Regions from separate parts of the Mus musculus genome. Here region 1 is linked to region 2. Evidence: chromatin contacts called from ENCODE Hi-C or POLR2A ChIA-PET data. All regions are on one chromosome and are shown on one strand. The core of a region is the stretch at or near the end of the contact, and the rest is flanking DNA. Distances in the headings are between cores, read along the strand shown. Region 1 holds the start of Stimate (STIM activating enhancer). Region 2 has its middle 20 kb from the start of Sfmbt1.

Region 1 (3,392 bases), core at 171-2,670, 130 kb before region 2:
CCCAGTGAAGACTACATCCTGCTGGAACTCCCCATTCTGCCCACAGAGCACAGTTGTGAAAACATGTCAGTTTTGGAATTAATGCCTCTATATAATAGCTTAGTTATAACTCCTCTCTAACACATCACAGGGACACTCTCAGGTCTACGTGCCAAGAGAACTCCATCCTTTAGTGTCTGTGTGTGTGTATGTGCCCATCAGAGAAACAGCACAACCTCCCAACCCAAGGGCAAATATGACCCTTCCTCCAACCCCCATTGGGCAACAAGGGCCATCTGTGACTTCCTTCTTTACTATAAAACTCCCCAAGAAGTGCCTCTGAGACTTTCCCGGAGCCTCTAGCCTCCTCCATCAAGTCAACCAGGAGGGTTGTCAGAGTTTCACGAAAAAAGAGGAAATTTAAAAATGTAAATAACAAACGTGGTTTGGAAGAACAGCAAGCGGAAACTTCAGATACAACTTAATTGGGAAAGCTCAGGACAGAGCTGAACAGGTGAAAAGGGAGGCTGGGATGTGGGTACCGCGGCAGTCAGAGAGGATCTTCCCTGAACAATAGAGGGAGTAGGGCTGGGGGTCGCGCAGCAATGTGGGAGCACCGACTGCACTGCCCTAACACTACAGGTGGGTGTGGGTGAGTCTCCCCACACCCAACAGAGAGGGCAAACACTGGGAGTGAAGGTTCAGAGAGGAGCCCAGCATTAGGCTAGCAGACACTTAAGGGTGTGGGGGTCTAAGAGCCAAGGGGAGGAAGGCTACGAGGAGCCCCTGAGAAGAAGCTATGGGGGGGGGGGGGTAATCTCGGTCCATACCGAAAAGTGAGGTAACCTTAATTTGCGACGGCAAAGTGGGAGGGGACCAGATTTAGGCTGACATCAGACAAGAGACAGGTCTAAGGTGGAGGTGGTGAGGGGCAGGGTCACTCCTGGCCAAAAGCTCTCAGCCCAGGGTCCCGGACTCCCTTCTAGTCTCGAATAACCAGCACCGTCTCGCGGGAGAGGGAGGCACCGCAGCCCAAGGGCCCGGTGCCCAGGCCGGAACTCTAAGGGCAGGAGGGTCCCCGGGGTGGGGCTGGGACTGCGGCGGTCGACGTGGGGACGGGGAGGGGCTGGGGTCCCGGACTCACGCATCAATGTGCTGAAGGCCACGACGCCGAGCAGCCCCTGCAGGAAGATGCCGAAACTGTGCATGAGCGCGCCGCTCTCACAGCGGCCCGCCCCGGACGCGACCGTGGAGGCCGGCCCGCTCGGCAATCCGCGGCTCACGTTCCCTCCCGGGCCTTGCATGGCGGCCTGACGGGAGGGCGCGAGGGGCCGCCGGCCTCGCTGCAGCCCGGGTCGCGCTGCCCAGCCGCGACCCCGGACCTGGAGCTGGGTGCCGGTATCTCAGCCCGCGGCCGCCTCCGCGCCGCGCGTAACCCGACGTCCGAGATCGTAGAGCTTGATTGGTTGAGCCAGGCGTGAGGCGGGCTTCGATTCCCTCCGGGGCGGGGCTCTAGCCAGGGCTAGGGGCGGGGCTGGAGGAGAATCTCTGCAGGTAGGTAGAGCAGGTGAGCCAGACTGTGTAAAAGGAATCCCCAGAGCCCTGTGTTCTAGGTCATGAGAGCAGTGTCAGGGACAGTGATGGAGTCTGTTGCTAAATCCCTTTCCCCTCCAAGGCAAATCTATAAATGCCCTGGACAATTTCCTAAGAATACTCCTACATTCTGCCCTCAGATTCGGTTCACTACTTCGGAAGTGGAGTCCAGAACCTGAGGCAACATTATGCTAAGGCACGGTATTGAGTACAATAGTCTCAGCCGTCTGAGGTCTTCTTCCCACGCCAGGGATTGAGTGTTCTACTTTCATGGTCAAAAGCCAGAGGATTCAACTCACTATTCAAAGCTCCAGGGTGAATCCCTGTTCCCAAACATAATTTGTGGGGGTTTTGTTTTGAAACAGGCACTTTCTTAACCCTGCCTGTCCTCAAACTTAAAACAAGGACCTAGAAACAATGATGGCCTTGAACTCCTGATCTTCACACTCACGCACTCTAAGTGAATTATAGGTAGGTCTGTGACACCAGTCTGTCTGGTTTTGCTACTTTGCTTGAGATTGGTCTTGTTGAATTGTCCAGGCTAATCTGAACCTTTGGACAAAAAAAATGATCTTTCCACCTCAGCCTCCGAGGTAGCTAGGACTGCAGTTAAGTGCCACTACACTTGTCCCCCACCCCCACTTTAAATGGTTACTTCAATCCAGCCACTTTTCGCTTTATAAAAAGGGTGAGTTTAAGTGCAAAGTCAACATGCACAAGTCCTTGCTCTGTTCACTTCTGAGATACAACTACAAATAGAACGGATTTTGTTTTGAGACAGCATCTGGAACTCATTATGTAGCCCAGAATCTGCCCGACTTTCTCTAAAGGCATATGCCACCACACCCAGTCTGGTTTCTTTTCTTTCTTTTTTTTTTTTTTTTTACCTCCAAACCACCGGTGTGCACAGACTCCAATTTAAGTTTGTCTTACTACCCAGACCCCTAGACATCTCTGCTGTCTCTCTAGACACCTCTTGCTGGTGCCCTAGAGCTCTGACTTGTCTGCTGCATGTCAATGGGCATGTGCATGGTACAGGTCTAACCTACATCAAGGTATCTTTTTGGAACAATAAATACTAACTTTAAAGACATTTCCTCAAGAAGTTCTAATTATCAAAGAGGACTAAATGCTTTCCAAAGTTTGTTTGTTTTATTTAACAGGGATATAGACTCTGCAATCCATAGGAAATGCAATTCTGCAGCCTTTCTCTTACCGTCTCCTCGCACACCGGTATGGATACTACTCTCTAGCCCTGTGCCATGAGCTGCTGCCTAGGCGGCAAGCCACCTGTCTGCCCATCTCCACTGCACCTTCACCTTCTGTGTGCTCTGCTCCACCAGCACTTTCAGCTGTATGTATGTTGGTTCAGACAGCTAGGTCTCTCCCCTGGTATGAGCTTTCTAAAGGCAGAGCTAGTGTTGATTCACTCTTGGCACAGATTTGGCACACAGCAAATGTAAATTTACCTGAATTTTAACTTATGTATATTTAATTTATTGAAATGTAAATTTATTTAAAGTTTTTTTTATTGAAAAAGATTGTGAAACTAAATGAACGTATAAGGGAAATGTAAAGTCCCATCATTCCCTTTAAGTCCGAGAAGGACCTTACACACTAAGCACTCAGCAGTTACAGCTCATGTTCAGGGAGAGCCAGAGGATCTGTGTGTTAAAGCAAGAGAGGCCGTGGCTGGGCACAGGGAGATTACTAGTTGAAGACACAGAGTTCATGAAAAAACTGCACACACAGCTGACAAAAGAAGTCTGGGAGAAATACCGCTCTGCACACTCAGGTGTGACACTGCTCTGCACACTCAG
Region 2 (3,450 bases), core at 201-2,700:
AGGGATAGTTTATCCTGGCAGTCAGGTAGGGATAGTTTAGCATGTTAACATAAAGCAGCTAGGTGGTGGTTTTAGAAAAGCACAGATCTTCCTGTCAAGCCAAACTGAAGGTCTGGCTTGCTCTCAGTCTGAGATAGAAAATAGGTTTGGAGGGATTCACCACAACTAGTCCCTTAGGATGGACACGAAACCTGCCCCTGACCTCTACCGTGAAGGTCAGAAGCCCCTGCTCTGTGTTGTAGGGATTACATGTGAAACGTCCTATTCATGAGGCTACGGCATCCCTTGGTCAGAGGCAGCCCATGACCATAACTGTATCTCTTAGTTAGCTCTACACTTCTGCTCCATCTTTCTACTCTTCGGAGCCTTAGCTTCCCAGTAATCCCAGCATTCAGAAAACAAAGACAGGGGGTCCCCAGGGAAAACTGGCTGGCTAGAGTAACTGAACTGAGTCTGTGAGCTCCAGGCTCAGTGAGAGACCTCAGTAAAGAGGGCAATGGAGGGAAGATGCCTCAGCTCAACTGGCCTCTGCATATCCATATACACACACCTACACAAACACATCCATATACATGTGAACACACACATGGGCATGTATACATACCATAGGCACAGGTAATAACGCAATACACAATATCAAGAGATAACATCACTTATCATCAAAAAGCACAGCACGTAGACACATTCAGACTCCATGGTGAGCACTACACTGATCTAGCACTCCTACTTGAATGTGGCTGTGTCCAGGCTCTGGTCTTGAAGTACACAGGCCCACTAGCTCTCAACTCCCCATCCCACCACTGAGGGACTGCTCAACTCTGACTCCCCTGGGCTTCTATGATTTTTTTTTTTTGTTTTTGTTGTTGTTGTTCTGAGATAGTATCTCATTCCGTAGCCCAGGCTATAAACAAACTTCCTGTTCATCTTCCCAAGTGTTGGGATTAGAAGTGTGTGCTACGCTCTTGTCTTCTTGCTCCTGCTCTGTCTTTTTGTCCCTTATCCCCTCTCTCCCCAACTTCCTCCCCCACCTCTCCCTCCATATGCTCATGGCCAGCCTCCTCTCTCTCTCTTTCTCTCTCTCTCTCTTTCTCTGCCTCTACTACCCCTTTACCTCCCATCCTCATGCCCTGAATAAACTGTATTCTATTCTATACTATAAAAAAAAAGAAGTGTATGCTATCTATATACCTGGTTTCATAATGTGAAAAACACACACACACACACACACAGAGAGAGAGAGAGAGAGAGAGAGAGAGAGAGAGAGAGATCCCTGATGGGTGCTTGAAAATATAGACATGAACATAAGCTAATTTCCCACTGATGATGTAGAAGAAATAAGATAACAGGACACCCTCTGGTGGCCTTCCATCCAGTGCCAGGCCTTCCATTACTCGGTCTGTTGCAAGGATTGCCAAGAGGAAGCAGAGGCAAGAATAACCCGTGGACTTGGGCACTGTGCCCATGAGCCCTGCTGGCAGCCAGAACCACACGATTTCACTCAGTTACAAAAGAAACAAATGTACGCAGCTCTGTCCTTCAATTGCCCCCCATGGTCTGACATCTGCACACCTGCAGAACATGTTCTTGTCATTACAGACATGCCTCTTAGGGACATCAGAGGCCACATGGGGAAGAGAGTAATCTTCAGCTCTAATTTGAGAACATAAAGATGTACCATGCTAGTCTGTCTTTTTCTGAAATTATGTCAACACGCTAGGGAAACAAGAAAGACTATGTGAGGAACATCTCTATTCTGTCCAAGTATGTACAGAGGAAAACACTGCTGTTTGTCTTCTGGCGACAATGGCTTATTCTCTGGAGTCTTTGTGATTTCTCCCATGGAACCCAAGGCAGGCTCTGTCTGGAGGAGTGGGGCAGACAATGTTGTGGGGCTAGACCTTTACCCATGAAGTCTGAAGTTCCGGGATTGCCAGCTTCTCTTTGTGAGCTGATGCCTAACTCTCCCAAGAACTGAAAGCCCTTCTGAGAGGGGCCTCTGGCAACCTTGTTCACTCTATCACCATTCACGATACCCTTTTTCTCCTGAGGCAGGGTCTCTGTAGCCTAGGCTGGCCTCCTTCTGTCACGCTTCCTGAGTGCTGGGATTGGAGGCTCAGCTCATCACACCTACTATGTCATGATTTTCAAAGAAGGTTCCTAAGAGTGAGGAGTGTGTGAGACAGGGTGAAGTCTGGTCTCCCCCAGACTTCCCTTTTTCTCACTCAGCAGGCCTGCAGGAAGCCACACTAGATCCACACACTGGAAAGAGTGCCAGGATCTCCCAGACAGGAACTAGAAACATGCCTTCATTTGTCGCCTCCCAATGTGAGTAAAGCAGTCATGTCTTAGTTAGTCAGTGTTCACTGATGGGCACTGATGGAGAACCCAACTTCATTCCACAGCCCAGGCCTTGTGACAGATGACAGAGGTGTGGATAAGATTCAGAGTAGGAGGCTGGTGGGAAGGAAGGCCTGGGGCTGTGACATTTTCACCTTCTGTCCCCAGTGACCCAGGGAAGACAGGTGACTTCTACCTAAGGCATTTGCCAAGCCAGAGAGACATTATTGTAAGCCATTCCAATCATGATGGCTACTCTTACGGCCCAGACTACTCTTACGGCCATTTCCATCAAGATGCAGGCAGCAAGCTCCACCCTACAGGCTGTCTATGATTAGGCCACCAATCTCTGAGCTTGCCCCAAGATCAGGTCACAAAATCTTACCACCACTCCTAGGCCACCCTGGAAAGTCACTCGCCCTTAAGAAGCACCTATATAAAGCCTGCTCAGGCTTCTGCTTCGGGTCCAGCGACTTCTCAGCTGAGCAGAGGTGGCCACCCTCTTGTGATGTTCCCAATAAATCTCTTCTGTGAGGTCTGTTGTGCAGAGTGACTTTCCCTGCCTGCCAGGATACATTTCCCTTCAGAGCTGTAACACTTGCATTGGGGGAAACCTTTGACCTCAGAGCTGTTCCACAATTGTGACAGTAGCAACAACTCCTTAACTTAAGGGCACTTTTTACTGCAGAAAAGGACAGAATGTAACACATGATGATGGAAAAGATTCCTTCTGCAGGGAAGCTGTTCTATTACAGGACCCCACTGAGCGCCAGGAGCTGGAAGGCAACCCTAGATGAACCATGCTATTCTACAGAGCCTCTAACTAAAAACAGGTAGGCTAGGGCTCACCTGATGCCAGGGTGTCCCATCCTGACTCACTTGTGATGTATAACCTACAGCAGTTGCCTTACAAGGGGCCAGCTCCATTTCTCCTTCAGAGGTTCGTGCTTGACCGCACAGATGGAAGATGTGATGGCAGGCTGGAGGCAAAGTGTTGAAAGTGATGGTCTCAGCAATGGAGAAACATAGCCACTTCCTGGAAAGCAGTGCCTTGGCTCTGGGCCCTCCTCTTTCTTTCAGTTGCCTACCAGCCTGCTCCCTGCTGTCACTGTC

Evidence for each region. Hi-C counts contacts between places; a loop is a spot of excess contacts on that map. ChIA-PET counts read pairs that join two places held with the same protein, here RNA polymerase II (POLR2A).
Region 1: a map of heart shows a loop between it and region 2 (2.0-fold over the local background). The contact joins the promoter of Stimate here to the enhancer-like site in region 2. A Hi-C loop is called at or near these places in 1 of 37 maps with a recorded cell type or tissue (heart). POLR2A ChIA-PET finds 5 or more read pairs at or near these places in 1 of 5 experiments (embryonic stem cell).

What each region holds. Positions count from the first base shown.
Region 1 is chr14:30,823,622-30,827,013 of GRCm38, reverse strand. It overlaps Stimate (STIM activating enhancer), which reads right to left and starts at 1,420. Exons shown (of 8, transcript NM_028839.4): 1 at 1,124-1,420. The coding sequence starts at 1,283.
Region 2 is chr14:30,693,778-30,697,227 of GRCm38, reverse strand. No RefSeq gene overlaps it. Among named protein-coding and RNA genes, the nearest start is that of Sfmbt1, 20 kb to the left of the region's middle. Within about 2 kb of position 1,450, at least 1 of the 3 ENCODE cell types and tissues checked has a DNase peak (open chromatin) inside an H3K27ac peak, as active enhancers do.